7 separate regions of the Homo sapiens genome follow, and regions 1, 2, 4, 5, 6 and 7 are each linked to region 3. The links are chromatin loops, found by intact Hi-C in ENCODE. Cell type or tissue: GM12878. All regions are shown on one strand. Links, peaks and the distances in the headings refer to the core of each region. The heading gives the core; the rest is flanking DNA. Region 1 overlaps ETV6 (ETS variant transcription factor 6). Region 2 has its middle 61 kb from the start of BCL2L14. Region 3 overlaps ETV6 (ETS variant transcription factor 6). Region 4 overlaps ETV6 (ETS variant transcription factor 6). Region 5 overlaps ETV6 (ETS variant transcription factor 6). Region 6 overlaps ETV6 (ETS variant transcription factor 6). Region 7 has its middle 38 kb from the start of BCL2L14.

Region 1 (4,470 bases), core at 172-4,171, 55 kb after region 3:
CAGATCCTATCTTTTCTCTCGATTCCAATCCAGTAAGAGAGTCATCTATAATCACTTTCTTCCACATTTCAACCCACAGCAATCAGGTTTCCACCTGCCTCTCCCCGCCACAGAAATTGTGCTTACTGGGTCACTGATGACTTCCCTACTTGGAAAAGCCAAAGACACCTTCAGTCCTCATCTTACCTGAATTCTATGCAGCATCTGATTGGGCAGGATCATTCTTTCCTTCCTGAAATTCTCCTTCCTTGATCTCTGTGATTTCCCTCCTGTCTCTCTGGGGAGCCCTCTTATAGGCTCTTCCTTCTCGTCTTGCCACTCTAGATAATGGGCTCCACGGAGACTTGTCTTTTCTGCTTCCCATCCCTTGCTCCTCATCTGATCTGCCACTCACCTTGCCCAATCAATCTGCTTAATCACTTGAATGTTTCTCTTTCACTCCATCTCTCTGACACTGCTTTGGCTTGTACTTATTTTTTTCTCACCTAGATCATTGCTACAGCTGCTACCTACAAAAGCCTTCTGAACACACATCCCTTCTCTCCCCTATTTAAACTTCCAGCACAAAATCTAAACTCCTTAGCATGGCATACCCTAGTCATCTTTTCTTCTTTAGCCAGTCAATAGATGTATACTTATAATACATATACCTCCCATATTTTTCTTAAACATGGAAACAATTTAATTGCATTTCTTCTGTCAACACACCTGAGGTTATCTTATAAATCATTTTACACTCATACAAACCAAGGTGTTATAGTTCTAAATTACTTTTTGAGAATTAAAAAATTCAGAGAGAAATAGGACATAACCAAGCAAGAGTGTCTCACTCTGTAGTCAATACCTTGCACATCTACATAACAGACTGACTCCAAGCATTTCCCAGTGATTCCCCAATCCCTCTGTCTTTCCACATTAGTGAACATCCTACAAAGCCAATTTTAAAATGAAAAACAAAATATGAGCCTATTATTACAAATGTGCAGTCGCAGAAAACACAAATGCACACATACTGTGTGAGTAAAATAAAAAACACACTGTCTCTTAATAATAAAATGTTTAACATTTCACATTTCAGATAACGTTTCAGCTGTCTTTCCAGGTTAAAAACTCCTCTCAGACAAAAACAAAAAGTCTTCTTTTCTCTCTTAAAATCACCGAGAGTAGATACATTGATTAACAACAGTTTAACAAACTGTTAAACTACCACTGACCCACGAAGATTGTTCACATCTACCACTGACCCAAGAAGATGTCTTGCCTAAGCTGAAGTAGAAGGTTTTAGATTTGCCATGAGTAGACGAGTAAAGTGAAAGAGGGTACTTGGTAAAGATTTTACAGAGAGCCAAGCAGTGCATCTGATTTCAGCAAATAACTTGACAGTCTATCCTGACTTTTTCTTATGGGTTAGGCTGACAGTCAATTGATATGTAGTACCATTGTGCATATTTGCAAAAATGATAATGTGTCATTTATGGCATATGGCAGCAAAGAGATTTATTTGCCAGAAAACATAATCACAATATACTTGTTAACTATAAAGTTAACTTTATAGTTTTAAAACTATGCCTACCTGGAAGGCAGTCTCTAGCGGTATGCCACAGGGATCTTTCACAGGTCCCGTCCCATTCAATCTTTTTCCCTTCCAAATAATTAACATAAAGGTACAGAGAAAGTACTCATCTAATATAGAAGCCATAAAGTAGGAAAGAGGAGTTTATAGAAGGGATGATAGGCATTACCTCAGCCAACTTAAATAAAACGTAATAGGGTTAAATGTAAAGGCATATATTTTAAGTTTAAAAAATCCACAAAAGAAGAGTTCTGACTTTGGCTATAGTCCAAGTAAAAACGATCAATGTGAATACAACACAAATATTAAAATGCTAACATAACCTTTTGTTGCATTAATAAAATAACTGCCTATCCATTCAGCAATTAGTTTGCACATATTAGACGAAAAATACTGTTAAAGTAACTGTTTCATTTTGGGTAAATGGCAAAGCTGAGCATCAAATCCATATCTGATTCCAAAGTTCTGTCTCTAGACTTAATGTAGAAAGAATACACCCTATCTGGTTTCACATGGCAAAACTAGAACCAAGAGCAAAGTGACAGTGAGGTGAGTTTCAACTCTATTTTTCACATCTAGCACCATCCAAGAACGGGACGAAAAGGGGGCAGGGAAGTACTTCCCACTGAATACACACAAGCAGGGGAGGACTGTCCTGCTATCTCTGGGATGCTAAAGAGACAGTCGTGACGTGGATGACAAGTTGAAATATATCATCTCTGAGGTCCTTCACAATTCTTAGACTCATCGATCTTTATGAGAAATTATTAAAGGCAATTGAAAAATAAACACTTCCTAAGAGTTGGACATTGTACATATTAAACCAGCCTCATGTTTTTCTTAAAGCAGGGGTTTACTGTTGTATCATGAGGCAAGTTTCCTAGCATGCAAACAGAATTAGGAAACAAAACTCATTGAGATTTGCATAGTTTGCTAACATCTTGTACCTGTAACTGAAAGTAGGGGGAAACCCAAGCTGTTCACCTTTGGTGTGCTGATCTGGGGGAATGCAGATGTGGAACTGCTTAACTTCGCCATGAAGAAAGCTTCCACAGGACGTAAGAACAAGATGAAACACACTGCTATACAGTAACTTACAATCATCTACTAGACTTCTATATTTTTGTCTGCTCAGCATCCACATACCGCATGTGGGGGAATCCCAAGATTGGCAGAGCTTTCTCCCCTGTTCCCTGGAACATAACCTGGACTCAGCCAATTAGATGCACTTGCCACAGTGTTTGAGTCTTAAGGGAGTGACCAATTCCCCAGGGATGGTGAGATGTTATTTATGGCAGAGGTGCTAGTCTCACGAATTCATGTGTCCACTGGCAGCCGAGCTGTGGTGGCATCCTAATAAAACTGTCCTTATGGCTCCATCTCAGCTAAGCTCCGGGCTGCCAAGTATCCTTTTGCTTCTGCTACCTTATCAGCCAATGAGCTGCCCAATATACCTCCAATAAAAGCTTTTTTTTTCTCTGTGATTAAGTTGTTCAGAGCTTTTTGTTGTTATTTGCAAGGAAGAACTGGTATACTTCTAAAGTGTTACACCACAGAATGAATTTAGGTGAATATTTGCTGTTGTCCCAGGGCAGTAAAAAAGGATACAGGCTACTGAACCTAAAACCTATTCTAATATAAACCCCAAATTTTCTTCTAAAAGGCTGGCAACCCAAGTGACAGATATTAATATAATCTCAACTTAAAAAAACAAAAACAGCTACATCTATCAAACTAGAGGTTGTAACAGTTACAGTTCTATGAATATACTGTGTAATAAATTAAAACTTTCAGACTGGGTCATTTATTCAGCACATACTTAGTGGAAGCCTTCTCTGTACCAGAAAGAGAGAAAAGGAATGGTTTCTAATTAACTCTTTTGTTTTTCAGCATCTGTGTGAAAGCAGAGAAGGCTAAAGGTAGAGCGTGTGTGAAAAATATGGGCAAAACCTTTTAAAAAGTCATGTCATCTATTTGTAATTGCATAAAGCTTTATTTCTTGTAAATTTTATCAGCTCATTTAATTACACAGCACACTAGGCAAATGCAGAAGGGAATGAATGGTTACTTCTCAGCAATTCTCTTCACACTTTTTATCTCTGTAAAGAAGGATTCTCATCATGCACTGAACAGTCACAGTGAGCACCGTCTATACCAACCAATTTTCTAATAAAAACTTGGCTATCTGGAAAAGCTCTGAAATGAACCATTCTAGAGATCCAAGTTTTCCAGGGTACCATACTAAGCACCAAAGGTTATTTCAGTGATTATTTTAACAACTCTAGGGGAATTTTTCTACATTATATATTTTCCTTCTGGCAGAAAAGAGAAAAATAGCAGGCAGCCAAATGGTTGCGTCACTTGAACTATGTCATTTCAATCCTGGAAATATTTCTGTCTTGATTCCCTAGGTAGAAAAGTGGGCCTCGGTATGGAGGCTATTTTTAGAGTCTGACTTCTTTTTTGAGCAATCCATTCCTTTCTTGACGTGAATGATTACCAAGTCTAGCTTTGAACTACAGTTTCAGATCAGAAATAAGCACATCACAGGAAAAGTCAAAGGAGTTTCAAGTTTTTAAGATGGGAACTGAACAAATTCAGTACTGAGTTCTGGGGAAGGGCTTGTGTGCTCAATTTCTGCCAAATATATTTGCTGCAGTGATCCTCTAAGAACCATAAAAAGTACAAGCTGTAAAAGAGCAAATCATTTCTAAAATGATGAAAGGCTGAGTTTTAAAAGAGGACTTATTCGGGAAAGCATGCACAAATATACGCAGAGACGCACGTGTGCATCCACAAAGAGAGAAGTCAACAGGCTCAACTTGTATGTTTGGTCGAAGCCCAAATCTATGAAAAAATAGAGCAAAGCATTTAATCTGGCTCTGAAGTATTCAGGG
Region 2 (4,470 bases), core at 263-4,262, 170 kb before region 3:
CCTTCGGTCCCAGGTAAAGCAGGACTGTCAGTGATCCCAGAGGTAGGTGAGGAGCTAGGGGCACTTGGTGTGCACAGCACATCCCAACTGGCACTGGGAAGGAAATGGAATTGCTAGAACAAAGTGCAGCTCCTAAGTCTTATATGTCCAGACTGAGGGGAGTGCCTGGGAGGCCGCAGGGAGGAGCCCAGGGCAGCTGTATGTGGGGAGTTGACCTCAGGTCAGAAGCGCATGGCTGGGCTTGGAGTACAGCTGTGGGCAGGCTGCAGTCGGTCCAGTCACCTCTCCTTGGGGGCTAAGCCAGGCCTTCCCTTTTCTGAGCTCTTGATTAATTTAATGGAGCAACTGAAAGAAGAAGAGGACACAACAAAGGATTGAGCTGGGCTCTCCACCTCTCAGGAGTTTCCTGGGAGCATGTTTTCCCCCAGGAAGCCTTCTTGTCACTGGAGGACATTGATTGTTGCAGGAAGCTGAGGGAATCGAATAGTCAGGGCAACTGTCCTCTGCAAAAACCCTGGGTCAATAAAACCAAAATGACTGCAAGATATCCTGAGAGAGGTGGGCAAAGAAGGCACGTGGATGATTTTTCCTCCTGCTTTTCCCAGCGTTTCTACACACACACACACACACACACACACACACACACACACACACACACGCGCACTTGGGGACAGGTATAGGATGGTTACATTTTGTCTCTCTTCACTTCCTATATGAAGCATAAGAAAGCATTTGGTAAATCTAGTCCTAAGTGTGTTGCCCAAGTCAAATCCAGCGACCCCCTCGCAGCCCCCTCCCCAGAGGTTACATAGTTCCCACAGGGTGCAAGAAAGGGTTATTGAAAACAGCAGGTTTATTTATTTTTTTTCCATAACTTCAGCACTTCTGGTAAATCTCTGATCCAGCATCTAGTGGTTAACCACTGATACAGGAAATGACATTTAACGTTTTTATCACTCAGCCAGAAATGGAAGAACAAGGCGAGTGTGTGTTTAGGGAAGATGGATGGCTGCCCACCACCTTCGTCTTAAAGGCACCCGGCTCTTTTTCTGATTGCAGGGGCTGATAGGCAGCTCACTTCCCCTCTGCCTGCTCGCTCCACTGACGACAATGAGTGGGAATGTCAGGAGAGCAGGAACCCAGGCGTTGTCAGCTATTGATGGGGGTGAAATGGGCAGCATTTGGTTCCCCTTTTTCAGGAGCCGTTGCATGGGGGGACAGGCAGGCCGGAAATGAGTTCGGATGCTCGTGTTCAGGCACATGGAACCACAGCATCAGCCTAGGGTGTCTGAACCCGGGAGGCCACGTGGCCGGGATGAGACTGTGAACAGAGCCCCACTGCCCATTGCTAAGCTGAGGACACTCAGCAGAGACCTCATTAACCCTCCAAGACAACCAGCCAAGCAAGAGTGTTGAGCACCGCAAACCACAGCGAGAGAAATTACAGCTGCTTTCACTTGCAGTTTTCCTTAGTCACCCGGTTGTTCCCCATTTCTTGCCTTTTGGGGATGAGGGGCTTTCAGTGCAGTTACTAAGTGGATTTCTTGTAACAACGGCAACAGTTATAGATAGTCACTCACTTTGTTAAGTGGTAAGTAGTTTAGATTCATGATGTTAACCTGCTCTAGGTCTAGAGCTGGTAAGTGGTATGGCCAGCCAGGATTTGAACCGAGGTCCATCTATGGCCAAAGCCAACCCTGCCCTCCAGACATCTGATAGCAAGTGCCGCCCTAGGCCCCACTGCCCTGCCCAGCCTTTTGCTGATTAAACAATCTCTTGGCTGGGTGCGGTAGCTCACACCTGTAATCCCAGCACTCTGAAAGGCCAAGGCGGGCAGATCACTTGAGGTCAGGAGTTCAAGACTAGCCTGGCCAACATGGTGAAATCCTGTCTCTACTAAAAATACAAAAAATTAGCCAGGCATGGTGGTGTGTGCCTGTAATCCTAGCTATTTGGGAGGCTGAGGTGGGAGGAGTCCTTGAACCTGGGAGGCAGAGGTTGTAGTGAGCTGAGATGACACCACTGCACTCCAGCCTGGGTGACAGAGCAAGACTCTGTCTCAAAAAACAAACAAAACAAAACAAAACCCTTGAGGTGGGTCTGGGCATCAGAGTTTTATGTTTCTTCAAATAGTTCTAGTGGGCAGCCAGCAATGAGCACCGCTGAGCCATGCTGTGATTTCTTGAGCTCAGAGAGCCAGCCGGGTTGGCCTTTGTTGCCAGTGCCCAGGGAACAACCCTTAATGTTTGTTACACAAATGAGTCTCTGATCGCTCTACTTTGGTCTGCAGGGCAAAACCTCTACAGAGAGGGAATAGAGGAAGAGATGAGTCACACCCATTGAGAGCCTGAGGGTTCTCAGCAGATTCTAGCTGTGAGTGCCCCTGGTGAAGTGGGGTAGGTAAGATCAGGCCAGGCATTGTTGGCAGAGACATTCTCATATCCGAGAATGAGAGCCCCACATTCTCGGATAACATTTCCCTTCTCTTAGTAGGAAGTAACGTGATCCCATTTTTATGAAAAGGATCACTCAGGTGCGAAATTGTCCTCCTCCTCCCACTCTCTGCATCCTGCCTGCAGATTCTTCACCCTGCAGATGTGCCTCTGTCAGCACTAGGAGGCAGGGTGGTTCGGGGCGAGCCCTGCCTGCTCTAGGAGGCAGGAGAGTTAGGGTGGGCGCAGAGGCCACCCAGGACGAGGCCAATTGCTCCTGGGGAGTCACGTATTGATTTCTGCTCTGCCTTGCTCTAGAGATTTGAGGCGAGGGCCACTCACAGTCTCTTGGAGCCTCAGTTTATTCATTCATGTACTTGTTCTGAAGAGGTGATAAAATTTAAAGTGTTTTGAAAAGAAAATTTATCCTTGCCTCCATGAAGAGGAGTAGATTGCTGTTTGACTTCCAAGCCTTTCCAACAGCGCAGAGTTGCATGTGGGTGGGGCTGGGCCCACAGCTCAGCTTTGGGGTTTTGTACCAGAGGGAGCTGGAGTCAGGGGGGAGGTGTGGGTCCTCCCTAGTGCAAGTTTCTTCTTCAAGACCCATCTCTTCCTCTCCATGCCCTCTCTGTAGAGTTTTTGCCCTGCAGACCAAAGTGGAATGATCAGAGACTCATTTGTGTAACAGACACTGAGGATTGTTCCCTGTGCACTGGCAACAAAGACCGTCTGGCTCAGTGGCGCCCACCGCTGGCTGCCCACTAGAATTATTTGGGGGAAACTTAAAAAACTCTGATGCCCAGATCCACCTCAAGAGATTTTTGTTTAATAGGCATTAGCATTTTTTTTAAAAAACAATGACTCTAATTTATTTTACAGGGAGTAGAGAACCACAGATCTAGATGGAGAGACAGATAAGTGGGAAAAAAAAAACCCACTATGATGCAGAGGATGATATGCTCTGGTTTTGGCAAATGCAAGTGGCTACGGCAGCACAAAGTTAGGGCCGCTCACCCAGCCCCGAAAGAGCTGTGAAGTAGGAAACATCACAGCCGAAGTCTCAAGAACAGGAATTAACCCAGGGAATCTGGCCTGATGGGGCCAAGGGTAAGGGGCGTGAGGTTAAGATGATTTCCAGAGAAAGCAAGATGAATTTTCTGAGTCCAGGAGTGAAAGGGAGACAGGCACTTGTATGGGACTGGAAGTAGTTTGGTATGGCGGGACAAAGCTGGCAGGGAAGCCTGGTGAGAGCCGGAGAGGAGACCAGAGGCCAGCTCATGCGGATATCGAAGCAACGTTAGGAAGTTCGGGCCTTATTCTAATGGTGGAAGGGAGCTGATGAAGAGGTATAAGCAGAGGAAGGACTGCCATCAGTTTTTCAGTGACAGGAAGGAAGACAGACGGGAGGAAGTTAGAACACGCTTCAGTGGTGGGTTCCAGAACTATGTTAGTGGTTATGGGGATAGCAAGAGGTGAGTGGATTTGGGAGATATAAGGACCTAGAGCCTATTAGACTTGGGGAGTAAAGTGGGAGAAAAGTCAAGGAGAATTTCCAGGTTTTTGTCCTGGGCAGCAGGATGGAGGATGATGCTCCTTCTCTGAGGCTCTGCATGTGTGTGAGGAGGATTGGCTCATGCTGCTCACAGAGCCCCAGAAGCTGGACAGGACTTGGTGGGGGGCTCTGCCAGCAGCTTGGGGTCCCCGGAACCTGTGCAAGTCTCCTGTGGGTGGCCCAGCCCTCCCAGAGCAACATGAGGGGACACGGGCTTTGGTGAGGTGATGAGGGCATTTCTGTATTCTTGGCTACTTTGCTAGTCTATTTGGATTTCCTGGGCATCCTTCCCACTCAAGATGCTCCTTTCCCCAATGAGACCAACCAGCCCCAGACACTGATGGAATCTCAAACAAACAGTAATGACCGATTTCCATTTTCTGTGACCTGTTACCTACTCCCCATTTTACTGCTCTTAGTCAAACCTTACGGCCCACGCCCACCCATAGAAGTCCTTTAATGACACAGACACCTAAAAATATCTTT
Region 3 (4,470 bases), core at 281-4,280:
CTCTGGCAATAAGAGGGCAAAGTAAGGATAAAAGGTCTTCTGCCTTTTTATTCTACTCACTGACATTAGAGCTTCCTGGTGGGGTGGTACTTGAACTCTGAGTAGGAACCAAGTGGGCAGGAGGGGGGTACAGAGCAGGGGCTGAGAGGTTGGCTCAGGTTGGCTCTCTGGGAGCCTGACTGTAAGTCTATAGTTTTATTTTATTTTGCTGTTGTGAGAAATCTTTGATAAGTTAGAACAGTGGTTCTCAAAATGTGATCTTGGGACCCATCAGGGTTCCCGAGACCTTTGTAGGGTGCCTATGAAGTAAAACATCTTGTCATAACAATATTAATTATTTGCCTTTTTCGCTCTCATTCTTTCTTAGGTGGAATGTTCTAGAAGGCATATGATGTGATCTTGCAACAGATTGAATGCAGAAACAGAGATGAGCGTCCAGCCATCTTCCATTAAGCCAGATTTTAAGAGACTTTCAAAAATGTGTAACAATGCTACTCTTCTCACAAATTATTTTTGGTTTGGGAAAATATATTTTAAAATATGTTTGCATTAATATAGAGTTGGCTATTTTACTTGCTAAATTCATAAATATTTTGTAAATACCCAGGTTTAATTTATGTAATAATATGGTAACTACAGATAACTATAACCCATATAAGCAAAAGCTCTTTGGGGTCTCCATTAATTTTTAAGAATCAAAAGGAGACATGAGACCAAATTTAAGAACTGCTGGGTCAGAAGAAGCTGGATGTTCAATGGATCTTCATTCTCTAAAATCACATGGTGTGAATCAATAGCTCAAACAGAGCAATGGCATCAGTGTTGCTAAGAGGAGCTTCCGTCTCTCACTATAAGTTACTTAAACTTGCTACGAAGACTTCACAAGTGTGTTATAAAAGTGTCCCTCAGTTTGATCCTGGAAAAAATTACCTTTCATCCTAAACCAGGCATGCCAAAGAACAATCTGGTTTGCTATATGGGGCTGCTCTTCCTACCTGCTGAAGTGGGGAACAAACGGCTCAAATGCCCTGGAAAATGTCCAGGGCCTCTGGGCATGATTGTCTTCCAAGTGGCTCCTTTGCAAAGTGTAGTTTTGAGGAATGGTAGTTGGCTTCCTCTAAACCTGTGGAAGTCCCCTCAAAACCAAAATTCCTTTTTTGTAGTGCACCAAAAAAAGAACTACTGGGCACTGGAAATCATTAGAGATGAGCATTTAAGAGCTTTTTTCTTGGTGTTTTTAGGATAATTTTTTTTTCACATGGAAACAAATTAGAATTTCAAATAATAATTTATGGTGCATTACTGCTTTATGATCTTTAGAATAAAATACAGCCACTAAAAGTTTTTGTTTTTGACTCCTGACTGGCCAGAAAGTGATGCCTATTAAAAACAGTCCATGGATATGGGAAGTACCAGCTCTCTCCAATGACCTTGAAAACACGTATCTAGAATCACAGGGAGGTGGGAGTGGCAGTGAGGGTTACTCAGCAAAATCTCAGTTTTTGAACTGGTAAAAACCTTAAACCTAACTCCTTACTGTCAATGGTGTCACCTTTGAACAAGAATGGCGCTGCGATTTGTTATTATGGACCTTCCTCTCCTTCACACAGGGAGTTCCCATTAGGGGACACATGTGAAGGTCTGGTTCCTCAGGCCTAGGAAGGTGCCTGGAGGTGAGAGGTCCAGTGAGCAGAAGATGCTCAGGCAGAAACAGGAAAAAGTACAGGGTGGCTTATTGGAAACATGGGCCCCAAAGCAAATACAGAACTGAATCCTGCTTGGGAGGGGAATTGAGAGTAAAATGCTGAAGTTTCTGCAGAGGACACGCTGCAACGGAGGGAGGTGGGTGAGAAGGGGGTGGGGGATGCAAGTAGTAATTTGAGGTTCTTTATATTCTATGGAAGAAAATACTCATGAGTAATCTTTTCCCTAAATACAAGAAGAGTCACACTCCAAACAGCTCTGCCGGTTAAGCACAACAGTTTCTCTTTTCACTTCCCATTAATGTCTCCCACAGCCCAGCCCCTGAAGCAACCAGGGCCACCGTGTGGAAACCCCCTCACCAGGAACCGATGCAAATGCCCTCGGCTTATGTACAAGAGGAACCCAGCAAGTTACAGGGGAGACTGTGGTGATCCCAGCAGTCATACAAAAGTGATCTTGACAGAGCAAGCCACCTGCTCGAGGCCACTCAATACATTTATCAGCGTCGCTGCTCTTCCTTTAGCATAAAGAGTGAAGTAGGTGGACACGTTCACCGAGCTGGAAAGAGGCTGGATAAACTTTGGTGTTCAAAGTCAAGTCCCACTGTTATTTCCTTTGTAATTCAATAGAATAAAAAGGTTGTGGTGTAGAATTGAGGGGGGAAAAAGCCCCTTTTCCTTAAACCTAAAGCCCTTAAGACCTTGTGTGTTAGCGTGTCTAAATGGGATAGAGCCTTGCACCTGGAGGCAATTCTAATCAGGCTGATTTAATTTACTTAATAGTCATTTACTAAGCACTACTATGCACCTAGTACTGCTCTAAGCACTTTATATGAATAGATATTAGCTCATTCAACTGCATGCTCACACAACCCTATGATAGGGATTCAGATTAGGAAACTGAGGCCCAACGCATTTAAGGGACTTGCCCAAGGTCACATAACCCTAGTAATGACAGAAGCGGAGATCTGAACCCAGGCAATCTGGTTCCAGAATCTGTGCTCTTATCCATCACACTGTACTTCGACATGCATGTCCCATCCAGATCCAGAATTGAGACTGGTTTTGAACATCCATTAGGGATTCAAAAAAGACTGAGTGAATTGACTCCTACCCATCCAAGACTTAGATCCTTGGAGACTTTCTCAAATTATCAACAGACTAAAAATATAGCCAAAAAATCTGTAGATCCCTGGAGAAGTAGATTTATAAATGGGAAGAGGAGGGAGGTGTAGGTGGGACTCTGCTTTTAATGCATCCAGGAATAAAGTCCTCCCTTCACAGGCTACTTGCTCCCAGGCACTCATGGGTGCTTGGTCTTGAGAGTCTTACACGGCTCACAGCTGCAAATGGAACAGAAGCTGCATGGGCAGAATGAGGGAGGCACATACATAACTTGCTTTATTTACGGCCATCTCTTGCAACTTTAATTCAACAAAGTCAAAGAATATAGATGTTAATGATCATTAGGAAAAGGAAAAAAAGGAGAGAAGGAGAGAGACCATTACTCTGCACCTATATTATACTATTCCCTGTGCGCATAGCGTGCCTCTTGAGGGCCATTTACTAAGATCAGCATTTTTAATGCCAATTAGTTTCAGAGAATATTTGAAAAGAATTTTGTACAGAGAAAGTGAACTGCTGTGATTAAGAAAGTTACTAAAAATTCTACTGTACTTCTCCCCTCTCCCGAGTAGGTCCAGTATATTGTGTCATATCCTTCAGTGACACACCCAGGCCCTTAAACTTACTTCTAATATTTCTTCAATTCCATGCTTTAATGGGCAGCCACATTCATCAGTACATTTTGACCCTGTTTCAGACTTTCTGAGATGTTCTTAAACTAATGATGACAAACATGTTGGGAGACAGGAGCCTGGATTTTATTCCCAGATCTGCCATGAATTAACATTTGATTCTGGGCAGGCCACTCAGCTTCTCTGTGGCTCAGTGACTTCATCTGTACAATGACGGGCTTAGAGTATGTGATCTCTATTCCCTTCAGGGTTTCATGTAGTCAATATGCTCCTATTTAATTTGAATCCAAAAAACCAAAGAATACCTTACAGCCAGGATCTTTTTCTACAGAATTACTCCATGCCCATGGCCATGACCCTGAGATTTTGTAACTTCCTGAAGGATCTTCTGAATCACAGAAGACAGATTAATGCTTAAGTGTGTTTCATTATATTCTAATTCTTGGAAAAGTTATAATCTAGCTATGGCAATAATCAACATAACTGCTTGCATCGGGGTAGTACTTCAGAGTTGATAAGGTGCTTTCATACATATTACCTCATGTAATTCTCACAAAAGCCCAGTGAAGTCTGTTGCATTCTCTTTTCAGTTTAATAGAAAACAGGGCTTAGTCATCAGGTGATTTTATTGATTTGAGCAACACTCAGTTCAAGCTTTTCTGCTACAGTAGCCATTCAGCAAAACCACTCCTTATCCAAACTTTCTGTATAAACAGGAATTTGCTCTAGGTTCTACGTGCTGGAGACAGAATCATAAAATGTGAAAGATGGAAGCTGAAGCCTGGAAGTTAAGAGACTGACTCAGGATCAACCTGCCCCTGATCCCCTGACTTTTCCCAACATCCCATGTTGTCTCATAACTTGATTCAATGACCCACACCAATTTTGTAACCCTCAACACAGTGAGGACAGTTATCACGTCCTTGCTTAGTCATTTTGCCTCCAGATGAAACGTCCTTAATTGGTCCAAAGATAACTCCTCCACTGCAGTTTGTAGACCCTTACCAACC
Region 4 (4,470 bases), core at 343-4,342, 74 kb after region 3:
CAGTTCACAGGACTGCCTAGAGGGTTAAATGATACAATACATGTGAAAAGCGCCTACCATAAGCACTCAATAAATGGAAGTTATTATTCCACATGGAGAACTACAAAGGATCTTTCCCCCAAATTCTGCACACCTCCTCCCTGTCACACACACATAGGCCACCCAGCTCTGGTAGCTCCTTCCCCAAGGGTCAAGATTTTCCTGACCACTTACTTCAACTCAAGACTTGGATTACCATGCCCTTTATACATCTGCAAGATCTTGGCATTACGATCAAACGTGATCATCCCTGAAGTAAAGACATTTAGTGAGAATGGTTGAAAGGCTTAAGGATTCAGATTTATACTCCCAAATTCACTACTCCTGTCAAAGAAATGCAGATGACTTGCACATTCTCAAATCGCCAGTGTACTAGAGGAGACCTGACCTTCTTTGGCCAAGACTGATGATGGCAATGTCTTGAGAGCAATGGCCACGCACAGTAAGTAGCAGACTGCTCATCCTGGCCTCAGAGCTCCAGGCTCACAATGTTTTGTCTAAATCAGGAGGCCTGGATTTTCCATCTAGTTTTCCATCTGTCTTATCCACAGAGAAGGCCAGCCCTAAGCAAATTATAGTGCTTATTTCCAACTCTACCCACTCCGTGCTGGCCACGGTCCTTCCACTTCAAAAAATTCAGGAGATCTGATAAGCTAATTTTCATTAAGATATTAGGGACTTGAGGTATTAATTATCTCTCTCCATAACTATCTCCTGCCATAATGATTTACTTTTAAAAGTGGAGCTATGTGGAAATAATGCCTGATCCAAAAGGAATGTCTCAACAATGGAATTTCAGGCACCCTGGTCATTCATCGTGGGAGATATTTATGTTCAAAGCACTCTAAATCATTGCAACTGGGTGACCACATTCCCTGCTTAAGTATAACATTCACCCCGTTCACAGTCAACTATAAGCCCTCTGTCCTGGGTCCAAAGTAATGCTATCTGAACAATAAAGGTTTAGAAGGCAGCCACTTTCTGAATCTCAATACTCCTTTAGCAAACAAAGAAGTACCAGACATGAGAGAGCTACACAGCGTCTGCACAGTGCCAATGCTACAATACCCAGTTGTATTTCAAGTTCTTTTCCCCGATCACTGGGGTGGCAGGAATCGTCACAGTAGTAGGAATAATCACAGAAGCTTTGTGAAGCAGGTATCTGGAATAACAGCTATAAGACGATCCCAACGAAAGCACGTGCGTGCACACACACTTGGATTCATCTGAAGCAAAAATTTTTCTCTAAGAATCAAAAGAAAAGCTTATTTTCTTTCATAAGGTCCAAAATCTATTTGATCAGAGACAAATTTCACATCTTTTTAGGTTTTTGTGGGTCTCTGAAGCTCCTCTCAGCACTTGGTCAGGGCATTCCAGTAGTTTCATTTATAACCCATGAGTCTCAAGTGAAGAAAACCTCTCTCAGGGAATTCCTACTTTTGTGTTCCTAAAAGACCTTTAATAAAACCCCAGATACCTGGATGAATATTTGAATCACGGCCAAATTTTAAGGTCAGCAAGAGCCCCCACGAAAAATGCTTGACAGAGTTGTAAATAGGGGAACGAGAACTGCGTCTGTTCAGAGAGGGGACTTTGTGAGGTGGCTTCACTACCACCTCATAGGAGAAGTGAAAGGAGTCAGTGTGGGAGCTGAGGAGTTCAAGAACAATGGCGTGAAGGAATCAGAATGAAAAAGGAAAGCATTTTCTCCCCGACTTTGTTCATATCTAGTGGGAAACCATGCCTAACAGAGATGAACCTTCCAACCCATCCGAATAACAGGTTTGGGAACCTGCACCACCTTAGGGTTCCTTCCTGAAGCAAGGCATGCGAGGAGGAGGAGGAAGGAGAAAGAGTCATTTTATGTCCTCAAGAGGGCTGGCACCAAATCACTTACTCATATTTGTTTCTCTACAAAGAGTTCCTGATGTTGGTGACTTAAGAGCTACTTAAGGAGAAAAAATAAAACCCCTCATCAGCTTTGGTCACGAATCACTGCTGCTTTGGGCGAGTCTTTTCTCCCTAATCTTACACCCCCTTTTCACAGCCCATGGCAATGAGTAGATGATTCCAGCAACTAGTTGAGGGCCTCTATTTAGAAATACTTTCCTTGGGTGTGAGTTTTCATGCCCAGGGGATGGTATAAGTGTCACAGATTCTCTCTGCTGGCTGAGGCGGATGGAAATGTACTTTCAAGCTCAGCATCAAAGCCTTCACTTTAGAAGCTGAAAGCCTTCATTCCCTTGCCAACTGTGCTTTTTTTCTCCCATAATTAATTAATGCAGTATTAATTGTGCATGTGCTACGGAGCCGGCTAAGGGAGGATAGTGTGGCCCATCCACGCAGATCAGCTGGCTCTGTAAAGCCTAAAACCCAGTGGATACCATCTCCAGAGGGAGAAAAACGCAGACTGAAATTTTTTACAGGTTACAGGAAAGGCAAACACGCCTTGAGTTGCAGAGGGGATTGCCGCTAATCACACAGTTGGGGTCAAGTAGATAGTTAGCAGAAGCCACACCTGTGCATGTTGCATGGGGCAAAGGGCCAAGCCACAGACAATTCTCAGGCCAGAAAGGGGGCTATGAGAACAGGGGAGCAGGCCTGTGATCTGGCTGTAAGGTCCTGGGAACCAGCATAAGGCAAGAGTGGCAGGGACAGTCTTTAGAAGCCCTGCAAGGCCTAGGAGCTGGCACCAGTTCTCATCCCACAAAAGCATTAACCCGATTTCAATCACAGGAACCATAGGGAAATGCTCAACAGAGCTGGGTGTTGGATTTCCCTATTTCCTTGCAGGAGGGCTTCCTCCCAAAACAATCACAGGTAAAACGAAGGACAATTTCCTGTGTCATGAAAGTACCACCATCTGCACTAAAATTTGATGTTGAGTCCTAAAAATCAAGTGAATGATCATGAAATCTGGCATTTACAGATAATGTTCCACTGCTGATACCCCTTGTGTTTCTCTTCTGGAATAAGAGAACAATGCGACGATTGAGTTGGGGAGAACTTAGGAATCATATACTCAGGCCATTTCACTTTGCAGATGTGGAAACCACAGTCCTGAGAGATGGAATGAACTGCTGGGATGACCCAAGTAATCAGCCACGTAGAACCAGAGCTCAAGGAACTGACCCCTACAAGAGCATGTTCTCTGCCCTCTTACCCTGTTGTAGCGTGTTCTGGCACACATGCCATGTGGGTAAACTAAGGCACCAAACGTCAGGCAATTTTTCTGAAGCGTGTTGGCTTAACACAAATTATCAGGAAGTTCAGTGTTTTAAGGTGTAAACTCAGTAACACAATCTTCATTCAATCACAGCATCTTTCTTACTGTTTAATAACCATCTGTGAGGTAGATCATCTCTTTAAAAAAGATGGAAAATAATAGACAAGGAACCTCTTTTTACTTCATTTAGTTTTGTTTCTAACACTCCAGAATTTACACACATACCTGAGACTATCTGGCAGATAACAGTGTGCATACAGGATTGGATATGGAAATTTATCTTCCTTCAAGTTCAAAAGATAATTTGGTTTATAGCTCTGATTTTATCCATCTGGGCCCTCTTGTCAGTAATTTATATTATGCTTAAAAATTGGAAAAAAAAATCAGCCTGTTAGCTTGGATATTCTCCTTCTAACCAATAGATAGAATGAAACAACTTTCATTTGCTCCTCAGACTTTTAAAGAGTAATAGGGTGAAGTGGAAAATAAAAGTCTGGGTTTTGGAATTAGATACGGATTCAAATTGGGGCTCCTCCACTTTCTCTGGGTGACCTCGGGCAAGTGGTTTACCTGAGCCTCAGGTATAATATCTACTGTGCAGAGTTTGTTATTATTCAGGATAATATATATGAAGCATATACATATACACACATATATACATATATACACACACACACATATACTTTTATATACACACACACACACACACACACACACACACATATATATAATAATAGTAGTGATCATTATTTCTTCTTCCACACAACAATGCCACAGAGATTCTCTAGAGTGGCTTTATGATCTTAAACACGGTTGACCTCAGAGTGGCTCCTAAGGAGAAACACAGGCTCCTGTGAGCTGGCAGGTAGGGTACAATGACCAAAAAACTAAAGCTCATTTGCAAAGATGAGCTACTTCTGGAAAACAAATGGGTAATAAAATCCTAACAATGATACTTCTCAATCAGAGCTCCATAAATTGCTGGATACCCCTATAATTTTTAAATGGTGCTATTCAACACCCTAAAACTTGTCCTAGGTGCTTTTAAAAAAGTATTGTTACATCTTCCCTTACAAACCTTCACCCTCCTCAGTGAACCATTTCAGTTAGTACCCCCACCCCAGAAGTAGAGAATTTAGCCTCAGCTGACCTGGTAAAATAGGGTATTCACTGCGTAGCCCTGTGCAGTCAACTTTCCCTTCTAG
Region 5 (4,470 bases), core at 128-4,127, 100 kb after region 3:
AAATCCACATACCTATGTATAGACATACAGATATGGTAATTTCTTCTTCTTCTTTTTTTTTTTTTCTTTTTTTTTTTTGCTCATCTCAGCCCCCCAGGTAGCTGGGACCACAGGTGAGCACCACCACACACAGCTAATTTTTATATTTTTTGTAGAGACGAGGTTTCGTCATGTTGCCCAGGCTGGTCTCGAACTCCTGAGCTCAAGCAATCCACCCATCTTGGCCTCCCGAAGTGTGGGGATTACAGGCATGAACCACTGCGCCCAGTTCAGATGTGGTCATTTCCGAGATGGCTCAGCAGCGCCACCTGTGCTAGGCTCAAGCTATCACCTAATTACATAGGGGACTATATGATAAAAGATACGATGTTCATGTACAACTATTATCTACTATGGAGTTTATATCACTTTCAAGTGCCTCTGCAAACTGTTTTTTAGCAGGGAGAAAATAAGAATAAAAATGGGAAAATGGAAATCCAAAGATCTGATTCCTTTAAAGATGCTGCAATAGAAGTAGCCACTGCCAGGTCTGCATCTCCTGGTGCAATCAGATAATCCATCTATCTAGATTGGATAGATACTTGAGGAGGAATAATTCAAGGTAATTTCCGTTACACCACTATCCATGTTTTCTCAAGGGAAAAACATGTATTTGCTTCTTTTGATTAACATGTTAGTGGCTGCAACTAAAACATCAAGTGGTCGGCCGAGCAGAGGTTTTCCTGCTGGTTTTACAAAATCAGTACAGCGGGCCACCTCTCAGCATCAGCTTCGCCTGGATTTACAAGTAAACTCTTCAGTATGGCTGAACAGGGTATGTGGGTGTGTGTATATTGGTAGCTGTATGGAAACTGGATTGCTCTAATAATAAACACATTTCATTCCCTGCATTGAGGGTGCTGGATCCTTGCTAAAGATCCTTTTTTCCACTTAGTTCCATAAATATTCCGGGGAAGCATGGCCTAGTGTGAGTTGTCAGAATGAGAACCTGTTGTGATATTTCATCAGCACCCACTCACAGTGCACTTACTCTCCTTTACCTGTAACTTACACCTTCTCTGTACCCTCTGGAATTAAACCGAAGAGAAAGGATGAAAACAAGATGATATGTCAGAAAACACGGTGCGGGGGCTTGAAGGGCTAAGAAGAATGAAGTGGTTAATTTTTTTTTTTTTTTTTTTTTTTTTGAGATGGAGTCTCGCTCTGTCTCCCAGGCTGCACTGCAGTGGTGCGATCTCGGCTCACTGCAAGCTCTGCCTCCCGGATTCACGCCATTCTCCTGCCTCAGCCTCCCGAGCAGCTGGGACTACAGGCACCTGCCACCATGCCTGGCTAAATTTTTGTATTTTTAGTAGAGACAGGGTTTCACTGTGTTAACCAGGATAGTCTCAATCTCCTGACCTCATGATCCGCCTGCTTTGGCCTCCCAAAGTGCTGCAATTACAGGCGTGAGCCACTGCGCCCAGCCCAAAGTGGTTAATATTAATATGCTGAGTACCTTCCATGTGCCAGACACATAAGATACTGTATGTTTCTATTTCATCAATGGAGAAACAGAGTCTGAGTGGGGTTAAAGAACGGGCTTCCCAATGTCACACAGTGGTGCTAGAATTTGAAGCAAAGTACGTCAGATTCTAAAGCCACAATCTTTCTACACTTTCACCCCAAAATGAGGAGTAAGAATGAAAGTGACACTGTGGATTTAAGGAAGATAATAGAAAGTCTATTAGAAATATATATTTTTTGAAACTTGTATCATTTAACATAATGATTACAGAGCTGGAATTGGGCAATTGAAATGGAGAAGAGCATCTTCTGACATCCAGGGTCATGTGTTCAGGCTCAGGGACAGGGTGCTTTCAGAACAAGGGTTGTTCTTGGTCCTCTAGAGGCAGAAGGAGGACGGGGTGGTCTGTGTGTCGGATGTGGCCAAGCTGGAGCACCAAGGAAGCCCCCAGCCCTGACAAAGCAGCACATTCAAACGACACAGTGCACGATGGCAGAAAAAGATGGGGTGGGATACAATGGGGGGAAACTCCCCAAGTCGGTGAAAAGGTTTGTACTTGAAGGACAACGTCCTTCTCCAGAGTAGAGCTTACTAAAGGAGATGCATCCCATTTTCTTTTTGAACCTCTCCTGCTTTCTACTTCCAGCTTCTTTCCTCCTGGTAAGTTTGGGCAGGAAGGGGCCTTAGAAATTGAGACCAGCATCCTCATTTTTCAGATGAAAAACCTGAGATCAACAGAAATATTTGAGATCACACTTCTTGTTTCGGAAATCAGGTAGTTAGCAGTTCTTGTTTTCGTTTTTCACCATATAGTGCAGTAAAGGGGAAAAGGGTAGACAAAAAAACAAGAAACCAGAAATATTACTTTGCAGAGACATTTCCACGTACCTCGAACTGCACTAGTTCTGCGACTGTGTGCTCAGTGTTGTCTTCTACCAGGTGATGCTAAAGATTTGCACTGAGCCATGCACACACTGCTGTCTAGGTCAATTCTTAAGGTAGCTGCCTAGATTTAAGGTAAGGACTGCAGGGTGGAACATCTTCTCTTTATGCAGAGCTACCTGAACTGGTCGCCTTCTTGGGTGACCCAACCATGCTGGTTTGTCTGGGACTGAAGGGGTTCCGGGGATGTGGGGTTTTCAGTACTAAAACTGAAATCCCAGGGAAACTGGGACAAGCCGGTTACCCTACTGCCTTCAGTAGGATCACATTTTCAACTGAGCTAATACATACAGACAGACAAAATGCATTTAGCTGGAAGTTTTAGCTGGTAGAATACCAGCTAAATGGTAGTTAACATTTTAATTTTTTAAGAAAATTAGCAAGATGCAAATTAATGACTATGAAGGGCTTTGAGCCCTTGGGGAGGAAGGTATTCTCAAAGTAGGAAGTGTTAAGTTCATAAAAGAAACAATATGAGAAGGCAGTGGGGCTTTTTCATACCTAACAAGTATGACTAAACCTGTAAACACTTCCTGTTCCGTCCCATGTTTTTCTGAAATTCGCTTTTCCTTAAAGGCCAATAAGACAGAAGAAAAAAAATTATTCTTTCTCTTCTCTTCTTAAGAATAACAGTGGGAAATTTCAAACCTCCAAAGACGTCTAAAAGTTTAATAAGCTCTTGCTTTTATATATAAATATTAAGGAGAAACAAACAACACTCACTTTTCTCCATAAGCATCCTGCATTCTTACTACATGAAATTTTGAGTACGTAGAAAACCATCTGATCAGGGAAGACAAATACTCACACTTAAGTAGCACTGACTTACTCCTCCACCTAGTTATATTTTCAATACAAAAATTTTTGCTTTAATTAAACACTGTGTTAGGTGCTGACAATGCAACACCGAATAAGAAGGACATACCTTTATTTCATACATCACAGTATCCTAAAGATCAAAACCTGCCTTTCTAGACTTAGTCATGACTCTTCTTATTGCAGTGGAGAAAGAGGGCTGCCCCTAACAGCAAAGCTCACACTTAAAATCATTTCTCCCCAGCAGCACTTCCCATTCACAAAGAGCAGTGCTACAAAAGGCAGCCTCACTTTCACCTGTTCTGGGTCACCAACTACACTGGAGGGGCTTGGCCTAGAATCGGGTAGAGGGGATGTGAAACCAAGGAGGGGGTTACACTGGGGAACATGTCACTGGGCCTCTACTCACAGAAACAGCTTAAAGCCACCTGTACCCACATTTGGGAAACGTGTGTCTCTGGTCTCCTGGAGGCATAAATTGAACATTATAATATTCTAGGGAAGAGCAAACAGCAACCCACTGAGGGGTCTTGGGCCATGGGAAAGTCTTCCATTCCTCTACTTCTGCTCTAAAGGGTTGATTGTTGTACACTCCAAAGCAAAAGAGGAAAATCAAACCCAGCTCAGAAGTCCGCCCACATTCTGCGGTGGAGAGAGTTGCCAAAACCATTCTCTGCACCTGTAGGATGAAGTCGCAGGTTCACAGAGCAGGGACAACTGTCAGATGTCCACCCCGCAACATGGCTCCCTCACAGGAGAGTCCACAGTTATGGACCTAGGTTCTCTGCTGGGCTGCGCTGGACAACCCGTCCTTAGAACTCTAAATCCTGCCTTTGCACAGGCTTCCTTGGAGCTCTCTGAGGCCTTGGTGACTTGCACCTTTGTGCACACTACAATTGGCTTCCTTGAGCTTGGCAACCCCAGAGCAGCAGCCTCATTGGACTTCTGTTTGTACAGGACTTGTCAAGCAGGTTATGCTGCTTTTCTGCCACCTTTCTTTCCAGACACCTCTAAAATGTAAAGTTATCAGGAAATAAGAGAGGGATAAGGTTTTCTCACCACAATCCCAGAGGCCTACAAAGGCTGCCTAGACCGTGGGCTTTGCTGAAGGCCTGCTGCTGGTCTCTTAAATGGTGAGGCATGTTTTTTAAGGATTGTAGAGGAAGAGTTGTCAAATATAAGGTCAGAGTCAAATGCACTGTGTT
Region 6 (4,470 bases), core at 243-4,242, 85 kb after region 3:
TAGAGATGATTTGGGAGAGAAAGGTGGAACCACTACAGACTGCAGCTGCTGAGGCAAAGCAAGCACAAGAGAAGCAAGAGAGAGTGGAGGTGAAGGAAAGAGGAGGCAAGAGAGAGGACCTATGCAGGCCTAGAAAACGAAGGGAAGAAAAGTAGCCAGCACAGACAGGGAGGGGAGGGAGGGCCCTGGAAAGAAAGGACGAGCGCACAGCTTAAAAACAAAGCAGAAGTGAGTCTGACTCACAAACTGAGCAAAATTTAGGACCAAAGAAAATATTAAAGTTGAGTAAGCGTGAATTTGAGAATACAGATAAACTTTGCACACACACAGAAATCATCTTGTCTACTAGGAGATTTAGTTGGCTCTGCCATATACTGCATGTTTCCAGGTTTCTTTTTTTTTTAACATGTCATAGTCAGGGAAGAAATGAATACACTGAGAAACAAGGAACAGGAACCTCAAATTTTTCAAAGGTATCTGGGGGTAGGGGGGTGTGAAAGATTCCAAAGCAGCGTGGCGAAGTCCTGTGAAAACCACCTCAGAGCTTGCCCCTCTCTGGCCTGGAGCCCACTGCCTGCCACCCCCGCCCCACGCCATCAATCCTCTGTCCCTCTCGGGTCACGAACACTCACGCAGGTGCGCAGGCAGGCGGATCGAGTCTTCCTCCATCCTGAGCGCTCGAGGCACTGGAACATGAAGTGGCGTCGAGGAAGCGTAACTCGGCACTGGGCTCTCTGGAGGTGTATATGAAATTCGTTCCTGCTGTTAAAAATAAGGGCAGGAAGAGGGGAGGGGGAGAGAGACAATGAAAGCTTGGAATGGAGGTATGAGACCATCTCGGGGTGGGGAGCAAAAGGGAGGCGGGGCATGGGCAGTACCAGCTTCCCAAGCAATCCGGCTTACTCTCTCCGTAGAGACACTGTATACAGTTGTCTTTCAGATGCCTAGCCTTGGGGCTATATAACAAAACTCTGCCATCGTTGAAAACAGCCTTTACTTTGGACTCATGTCAATAGGTGTACACCCTGTGGTTTGTACAAGTAAAAAGGAGGGACAAAAGGGAACAAAAAAAATACGTCCGCGAGAATGGCTTAAAGACAACTTTTTAAAAAATGACTTGCCCAAGTCACATAATTAATGCCATCACTATATTAAAGCCATGTTTTCTCTTCTGTAGCAATATCCCCAGCTTCTAATCAAAGTATGATTCTAGATTCACTTCCATAGTGAGCTGATCAAGTAAAGTGACAGCTTCAAAGATAAGTTCTAGATTTAGAACTTCAATCCACAAGGAAGATTTTTCTATTGTCCACCTATCTCACTATACAACCACCACAACCAAAAATATCCAACGTCTAATTTTTTCCTTCATTGCTAGGAATTATCTGCAACAATAATGAATATCTCCTTGTTCTTTTACTCTCCATCTCAGAATCGATATTTCCTTTCCCTCTGAAGTATTTCATAGTTCATTCAAAGAATTATCTGAATTTAAAAGAAGTACTGTTTGACCCCTTATCAAGTATCAAAGGGTGGGGTGGGAGAGCTTCCATGGATCCTCCATTTGAATTCAAACAAGCAGTGTTTGTTAGATCAATTAAAACAAACTAGATGGGGTGAGAAGGATTACCGTGAGTTTTAAGTTAAAATACCGCAAATAATGGCAAGAAACCGACTGTTGGGTTCGGCAAAACAGCAGTGCAATTTGTAGCTTAGATCAACATGCCAACTAGGTTGACTTGCAGTCCACATGTAAACATGACTTCAGGAGTGTCTGTGGTTTAACTGGGCAATGTAAAATGGAACACACAACATCCAAAAATATGGTGGAAAGGAAAGACCAGTAAGATGCCACTATGAAAATAAAACTCAAGAGCAAAAGAAAATCGTACATTTAAGTAAAGGGAAGGCAGTGTTTACGTTTTGGAAAGATAGTTCTTTAACATTTTACATCTCATCAAATGTGCAAAGGGAAGCGGCGGAGTCCTCGGCCTATAACCAAATTAAAGCTTCTCCTCTGCTCATAGCCTAGAAAGTCTGGCAGTTGTGGTAGGAAGTTTTGATTTTAAATGAATATATACATATTGTTATAATTTCCGAATGGAATTGCTATACCTTCCCTAAGGCACCCACCAGAAGCAAGTAGGGCAGTTGGAATATTTCTGTTTAAACATACATCCTGAGGTTTCTTGGTGAATTTCTTAATGAAGGGCAGGCACATATATCCCAGGTTTCATTTCTGGGTCAATTAAGATGTCCTGTAAAAAGTCACCCAGAGGCAAAACTTTCAACTGCACTTTTCTTGAACTTTAGCAGGCATCACATGTATTTTGAGAAACTTTAACTTGAAGGATGGGTTATACTTTTTGGTGTTTGGTTTGGGATGAAAAAAGCAAAAAAAAAAAAAAAAAAAAAAAAAGCCCACACATATAGGAAACATAAAATCTGTTCAGAGGTTTTTAAAGGTGAGGTGGGCTTCTGAGCATTTCAAACAGTCTGTTTTTAGAATTTAACAAATTCTCCATACTCTTCAACTCTTGTCTGACACCCCCCAAATCCCACTATATGTCTAGATATCTACCGTTAACTTTATTCTCGGAAATAGCTTTCTGTTTTGTTAGGGTTTTTGCAGAAGTGAAACTTGGTGAAGAAAACATCGGGCAGCCAAAGGGTCTTCAAATGGTGCTTCATGAGTGCAAGAAAAAAACAAGACAGCATTTCGAAATTCAATGACTCTTCTTTCCCTTGAAGCAAAGAGAAACTCACAAGACACTCTGGCTAGTCCATGAGAGTGAGGCCGCCTCATCCCCGCCTGCCCCAACTCCACCAAGGCAAGCTGGGAGAAACCCGGCCCTCCATGCTGACTGGACTTCATTTCTTAGGAACTCCATCCCCAGCCAGCTGACAAAAGAGTCTGGCTAGCTATTACCCTGAAAGTGTATATACTGTAATTTACTAAATTATCATTGCTTTGGACCTTCCTTTCAACTGTGCTCTCTTTAAAAGTAACCCCTTGGTGTGCTTTCACTTCTACATGGTTCCCTGACCTTACGGTGAAACACCACACTTCTGCACCTGCTCTGGGATCTGACGCCATCCCCCGCAAACCCCGTCCAAACAATTTTAGATGGAGACAACTGCTATTTCATGATGAAAACTTATAAAAGGAAGGCCAGAGATGAAGAGACTGTGGCCCACTGATCTCCTCACATTCCTGATGATGGTTTCTACTCAGCTGGAGGACAGTTTTCCACACCATAAGCTCTTTTTCAAAGGCTCAATGAAGAGACTTGTCAGCAACAAGAGAGGTTACCTTGACCAAGACGGACAAATGCACAATGTGCTTCTAGGGCCCCGAGCACTCTTCTAGTAGCCATGGCACACCTAAGGTAACTCTGGGCTTGGTGGCTGCAGAGCACTTGGGGACCCCAAAAGGATGCTGTACAGTGAGTGGGCTCTGTTCCAAGGAGAACAAAACACACTCTTGGGAATCCCACACTACAGAGACTCCTTTTGTCTCTCTTTTTGTGAATCTCTAGGTTGACTCTCACAGTGCTCATTTTTCACTCTATTGCAATAACCTCGCACTTAACATCTACCCTGGCACATCAGCAGACTATCAGCAATTGGAAAAATTAACCAAATACCACTATCTCAGATGGAGACATCTAGACAGAGAAGTTTAAGGACACTAACGTCTAATTTCCCAAATAAAGGGAACCTCTTTACTCTCACAACTGCTTCTCTGGTGCGACCCCAACAAAGGAGGGGGTGGTGGTGAGAGTCCCACCTCTAAAGCAAATTGTCAGACAGATGAAAACCAGAGCTGCTTTCTTTCTTTTAACATTATGGGGAGTAGGGGTGTGTGTGTGTGTGTGTGTGTGTGTGTGTGTGTGTGTGTGTGTGTGTGTGTGTGTGTGTGTATGGGGGGGATAACGATTTTCCCAAGAGGATTATAACCGCTGCTCTAATTAAATTAAAATGCTACAGACAGTGATATTAATGTATTCAAGTGTTGTAGGGGGATAAACTGCTGGTGGAGGTCAATGATGTGACTCAGAATGCCGTGATGTGGTTACATTATTGTTTAGATGCTGTAAAAAATAAAACACGCTGCTCTCAAATTTGCAGATACAACCTATCAAGCCAACCAGCTGAACAAAAGGGAAGCACTGCAATTTCTGAGGCCAATTGTAATACCTATGAGCAGGTTGTCAAGGAGGCGGCACAAAGCGCTGGGAAGAGAAAATAAGGCAGAAAACTGTTGTAGGCAAGAGTTGAAATGTAAATTTCACCAACCATTATAGAAAGCTTTAAAAAAAATAATGAAGTATGGAGTAGGGTTGTCTCTTGAAAGCGTAAGGACTGAAGCCAAAATGAGCTGCGTTCCCTCTCCCATTTCTCCCCTAGCCATGAAGGGCCAATGAAGGGTACCCATCTAATTCTGCTCATTTTTAAACTGAATGCTTA
Region 7 (4,470 bases), core at 212-4,211, 200 kb before region 3:
AAATGCTAGCGAGGTTGTGGAGAGCAGGGAAGCCTTGTGCACTGCTGGTGGGAATGTAAATTAACACAGCCATTGCAGAAAACAGTATGGAGGTTCCTTAAAAAATTAAAAATAGTACTACCATATGATCTAGCAATCCCACTCCTGGGTATATATATCCAAAGGAAATAAAATTGGTATGTTGAAGAGGTATCTGTACTGCCATGTTCATTGCAGCACTATTCACAATAGCCAAGATTTGAAACCAACTAAGTGTTTAAGTGTTCATCAACGGATGGATGGATAAAGAAAATGGGGTTGGATAAAGAAAACACACCATGGAATACTATTCAGTCTTTTAAAAAGGAGGACATCCTGTTGCTTGTGACATAGATGAACCCAAAGGACATTGTGCTAAGTGAAATAAGTCAGGCACAGAAAGACAAATACTGCATGATCTCATATGTGGACTCTTAAAAAGTTGAACTCAAAGAAGTAGAGAGTAGAATAGGGGTTACCAGGGCTTTCAGGCTTGTTGGGGGGCAGTTGGGGAGATGGTCAAAGAACATAAAATTTCAGTTAGACAAGAGGAATATATGTTCAAGAGATCTATTGTACAACATTGCAACTATGATTAATAACATATATTTTTGAAAATCACTGAGAGATTTTAAGTCACCCCTAAAATGATAACTTTGTGAGCACATGCATATGTAATTAGCTTTATTTAACCATTCCACAATGTATACATATTCCAAAACATGTTGTCCATGACAAATATACATAATAAAATAAAAAAATCCTGGCACAGAGCTGGCATTTCTGAAGTGTTAATTCCTTGTAACGCCATTTCTCAAATCGAGATTCTACCTGCACGCACATACCACAGGCTTCCATCTTTGCTCTGTTTTAGTTCATGACAGCCAGAGTTGCCCTCAAGATTTTCTAGTTTTTTGGTTCCCAAACTGGGATTCCCCAGCTCTCAGGCCCTGAGAAAGTTGTAACTAGGGTCTGTGGGTTAGTTTCAACATGCTGAAATCCTAACAAAAATCATTCATGGGTGGGAGACCAGGTTAAGAAGGGATCAAGTGTCTTCGCCTTTGTCTGTGATATGGACTCACTGTGGTAACTCTGGTTGCATCATGATCATCAGAAGGCCTGCCTGACATTTATACGTCTGATCCCTCAAGACAGAAAGCTTATTAAGCTCCTATTTTAGAGATGCATTCTGGTGGGCAACATCTTTCAGAAACACTGAATTTATGGGAAAAAATAGTAAAGAAGTTAACGAGTCTGGGGCATTGAGATCCACAAAGCTTAAGTAACTTCCCAAGGTCACACAGCAAGTTGGTAGCAGTGCCAGGACCAGAACTGATTTCTGCTGACACCTCATAGCCTGCGTGTTCCACTCCTTGCCGTGCCGTCCAGACTACCTTCTTTTCCACCTGGGTCCTTCATGTCTATCAAATATCACCTTGGAAACAGGCTTTTAGTCAGGATGTTGTAGTGTCAAGGGCAACTGAAGTCTCCTCTACACTAGGACCCCAGGAATCTAAGGGAGAAGGTATTTCCGACCATTTATTATGATTTATAATTTCAGCCAGAAATTTTTCTTCTGCTTCCTTTCTCAATTAGGGAAATGTGTGCTTTAGAAGATTTTAAATGCTTGGTTACTTAAGAGAGAAAGAAAACTCTGTTGCTTGTTCATATTATTTGTGTTTTTTTCCATGCAAAGACAGGAGGTTTTCAGCCAAGGCAAATCAGAGTGGCTGACATTCCCACGGGAAAGTGGGCCGGGCGTGAGAACAGGATGTGTACCTGTCTGGAAGCTGGAGCCTTTGATGTACATCCACAAGAGCCCCAGAAGGAAGCTGTTTTGATAAGCTGTGGTCACCAGGTGGCGCTACACACACGCTGTCAAGTCCAACAGTTTTTCAGACCTGCAGGATTTTTCCAGATTTACCGAAGCAGGAAAAAACAGGAAAAACAAAACGGGTCCAGTACTTCAGCTCAGAATAGTTGAGTTGAAAAGAGGTGGAAAACCCCCCAGACAGCTTGCCCTCTTCAATCGTGTGGCAGAGCATCCACTTGGTGCCCTTCGGATTCTTTGAGTAAATGTGGAGCTGGCTGGCTCCTCAAGGGAGTGTGGAATCAGGACGTGGCTGGTTCCGGCTGCAAGAAAGTCCCGGTTATTCTGCGAGGGCGAAAGAGCTCCAGCGTTAGGGCTTCAGCAGAGGCGGTTGCTAAGGCGCACCAGTCCTTTACTTCGGACCAGTCTGACCTTAACGGGAAAGGCAATTTCCCTTTCTGTATGGGGAACTCATTTCCTTTGTTGCTTTCCTTATTTTCCTCCCAGGGTCTTTTAATTCCATCCTGATTGGGGCCTGAGAGGAGGGCATGGGTGAGGTGTGAACCAGCAGCGCCCTTTCTTCCTTCTCGCTCCGCCCCCAGGCAACACCCTCCAGCACCCAAGCCTACCCTCTTCCTCCAACGGAAAAATGCACACGGCATATCCGTGTCTGTCCACATGCCGGATTTCCCGGCCAGTTCTGATGTGAAATATCTTGAAAGTTTGCTAAGGGGCCACTTTATATTAAAAGAGGATTAAAAAATAAAGAAAATCCCATACCTCCAATCTGAAAGTCTTTTCTTGGTGCCATAAAAAAACTGAGCTATCAGCCCTCTGGTACCTTCGATTCCAGGCCAAAGGCCACTGCCTGGTGGTGACGGCCAACGTGGAGGCACCCAGGCCAGCTCCCACGGCATCTCTGCCGACAAGCAGTGACTCCAGCAGATTGTAGTAGCACCTACACAGCCAGAGCTACACCCAGGTGCTTGCTTTGCTGCAGTTTGGGAGGGATCAATGTTCCAGAGCAGCGGCTCACCAACCTTAGCATGGCTCAGTTGCTGGGCTCCACTCCCAGAGTTTTTGGGTGAATGCGTCCAGGGTGCGGCTGGGAAATTTGCATTTTTAAGAATTTCCCCCTGAGGCTGATGCTACAGTCTGGAGACCACACTTTGAGAACCACTATTTCAGAGTAAAATGCTGGTGGGAGGAAAGGAGCAGCAGGAAACAGCCGATGACTGTGGTGTGGCCGGTCTTTCTCCCAGGCGGGGTGGGGTGTGTGTGCCAGGATTGCAGGGTCACCAGGAGGGCCGGTTCTGTGGGGGCTGCTGAAAATCCTTATCCCTCCTTTCTAGACTAGTGGTTCTGAGACTTGGCAGCACATTGGAATCACTTTGGGAGCTTAAAAAAAGATACTGATGACTGGCTTCTAGCCCCAGACGTCCTGATTTAATTGGTTCACAATGTGGTTTGGGCCCTGGAAGATTTAAAAGCTCGCTAGGTGTTTCTGATGTGTAGCCCAGGTCGAAAAATCACGGTGCTAGGTCCACGTCTTACTGCATTCTTATATCCAGTCCCCAGTAAGTGTAAGTTCTCACCACCCATTCTCAAACCCTTCCAGCTGTCTCTCATACCTCCCTGCCTCAGGCTGAAAAACACTGGCACCTGTCTGAGTACTGACTTCCTATTTATCCTTCAAGACGCAGGCCAAATATTTTTTCCGTGGTGGAGATTTTTCTGGCTTTCCCTAACAGTTCATCTCCTAAAGCACTGTGGATACACTAGAACTATAACCTTTATCTTTCACTTCATCGCAATTACATTCACGTGCTGAATGTAATGATGTTTCAGTCAAAAACCGACTGTATGTATGAAGGTGGTCCCATAAGATTATAATGGGGCTGAAAAATTCCTATCACCTAGTGACGCTGTAGCCATTGTCATGTTGTAGCTCAATTACTTTATTTTAAAAATAAACAGTGTAGCCTAAGTGTACTGTGTTTATAAAGTCTACAGTAGTGGACAATAATATCCCAGTCCTTCACATTCACTCACCACTCACTCACTGACTCACCGAGAGTAACTTCGAGTTCTGCAACAGCCATTTTGGTAAGTGCCCTATACAGGTGTACCATTTTTAATCTTTTTTTTTTTTTTTTTTTTGAGATGGAGTCTCGCTCTGTCGCCCAGGCTGGAGTACAGTGGCCCAGTCTTGGCTCACTGCAAGCTCCGCCTCCCGGGTTCATGCCATTCTCCTGCCTTAGCCTCTTGAGTAGCTGGGACTACAGGCGCCTGCCACCATGCCCGGCTAATTTTTTGTATTTTCAGTAGAGACGGGGTTTCACTGTGTTAGCCAGGATGGTCTCGATCTCCTGACCTCGTGATCCGCCCACCTTGGCCTCCCAAAGTGCTGGGATTACAGGCATGAGCCACCACGCCCAGCCCATTTTTAATCTTTTATACTGTACCTTTTTCACGTGAGGTTTGTTTAGATACCCAAATACCATTGTGTTACAAGTGGCTATGATATTCAGTACAGTTACTTGCTGTACAGGTTTGTAGCCAAGGAGCAATGGGCTATACACCGTAGCCTGTTTGTGTTGTAGGCTGTAGGCTGTACCATCTAGGATTCTGTGAGTGCACTC

Evidence for each region. Hi-C counts contacts between places; a loop is a spot of excess contacts. Peaks named below come from ENCODE experiments on the same cell type or tissue, not always from the same donor. Only the 100,000 strongest peaks of a DNase experiment are listed, where the experiment ranks them.
Region 1: a loop joins it to region 3, with 6 times the contacts of the local background. A loop is called at or near these places in 7 of 110 quality-filtered maps.
Region 2: it touches region 3 in a loop (5-fold over the local background); 6 of 110 quality-filtered maps call a loop at or near these places.
Region 4: it touches region 3 in a loop (5-fold over the local background); 9 of 110 quality-filtered maps call a loop at or near these places.
Region 5: it touches region 3 in a loop (5-fold over the local background); 5 of 110 quality-filtered maps call a loop at or near these places.
Region 6: it touches region 3 in a loop (4-fold over the local background); 9 of 110 quality-filtered maps call a loop at or near these places.
Region 7: a loop joins it to region 3, with 5 times the contacts of the local background. A loop is called at or near these places in 8 of 110 quality-filtered maps.

What each region holds. Positions count from the first base shown.
Region 1 is chr12:11,779,040-11,783,509 of GRCh38, reverse strand. The region is part of intron 2 of ETV6 (ETS variant transcription factor 6); the gene reads right to left. Among named protein-coding and RNA genes, the nearest start is that of ETV6, 130 kb to the right of the region's middle. RefSeq lists an enhancer at 2,728-2,797. In GM12878, for the core only: no CTCF peak of the experiment used is centred there; DNase peaks (open chromatin) are centred at 2,569 and 4,109; H3K4me3 peaks cover 1,089 bases; H3K27ac peaks cover 4,000 bases.
Region 2 is chr12:12,007,266-12,011,735 of GRCh38, reverse strand. No RefSeq gene overlaps it. Among named protein-coding and RNA genes, the nearest start is that of BCL2L14, 61 kb to the left of the region's middle. RefSeq lists enhancers at 1,419-1,468, 622-1,502, 1,489-1,608, 1,503-2,383, 2,589-2,718 and 2 more. In GM12878, for the core only: CTCF peaks have their summits at 2,610 and 3,180; DNase peaks (open chromatin) are centred at 1,395, 2,325, 2,890, 3,082 and 1 weaker place; H3K4me3 peaks cover 1,126 bases; H3K27ac peaks cover 4,000 bases.
Region 3 is chr12:11,834,079-11,838,548 of GRCh38, reverse strand. The region is part of intron 2 of ETV6 (ETS variant transcription factor 6); the gene reads right to left. Among named protein-coding and RNA genes, the nearest start is that of ETV6, 190 kb to the right of the region's middle. RefSeq lists enhancers at 1-133, 1,905-2,134. In GM12878, for the core only: no CTCF peak of the experiment used is centred there; a DNase peak (open chromatin) is centred at 1,968; H3K27ac peaks cover 4,000 bases.
Region 4 is chr12:11,760,396-11,764,865 of GRCh38, reverse strand. All of the region lies in intron 2 of ETV6 (ETS variant transcription factor 6), which reads right to left. Among named protein-coding and RNA genes, the nearest start is that of ETV6, 110 kb to the right of the region's middle. RefSeq lists enhancers at 1,370-1,579, 1,910-1,959, 2,460-2,579, 2,590-2,759. In GM12878, for the core only: no CTCF peak of the experiment used is centred there; DNase peaks (open chromatin) are centred at 1,725 and 2,585; H3K4me3 peaks cover 742 bases; H3K27ac peaks cover 4,000 bases.
Region 5 is chr12:11,730,125-11,734,594 of GRCh38, reverse strand. The region is part of intron 1 of ETV6 (ETS variant transcription factor 6); the gene reads right to left. Among named protein-coding and RNA genes, the nearest start is that of ETV6, 83 kb to the right of the region's middle. RefSeq lists enhancers at 354-403, 3,730-3,829, 4,070-4,179. In GM12878, for the core only: a CTCF peak has its summit at 297; a DNase peak (open chromatin) is centred at 3,604; H3K4me3 peaks cover 1,997 bases; H3K27ac peaks cover 3,861 bases.
Region 6 is chr12:11,748,742-11,753,211 of GRCh38, reverse strand. It overlaps ETV6 (ETS variant transcription factor 6), which reads right to left. Exons shown (of 8, transcript NM_001987.5): 2 at 633-762. Among named protein-coding and RNA genes, the nearest start is that of ETV6, 100 kb to the right of the region's middle. RefSeq lists enhancers at 1-33, 2,882-2,931. In GM12878, for the core only: no CTCF peak of the experiment used is centred there; a DNase peak (open chromatin) is centred at 2,671; H3K4me3 peaks cover 1,815 bases; H3K27ac peaks cover 4,000 bases.
Region 7 is chr12:12,030,931-12,035,400 of GRCh38, reverse strand. No RefSeq gene overlaps it. Among named protein-coding and RNA genes, the nearest start is that of BCL2L14, 38 kb to the left of the region's middle. RefSeq lists a silencer at 1,752-2,046 and enhancers at 2,498-2,597, 3,048-3,097. In GM12878, for the core only: a CTCF peak has its summit at 1,877 (motif pointing right); DNase peaks (open chromatin) are centred at 1,890, 2,372 and 2,937; H3K4me3 peaks cover 2,651 bases; H3K27ac peaks cover 3,087 bases.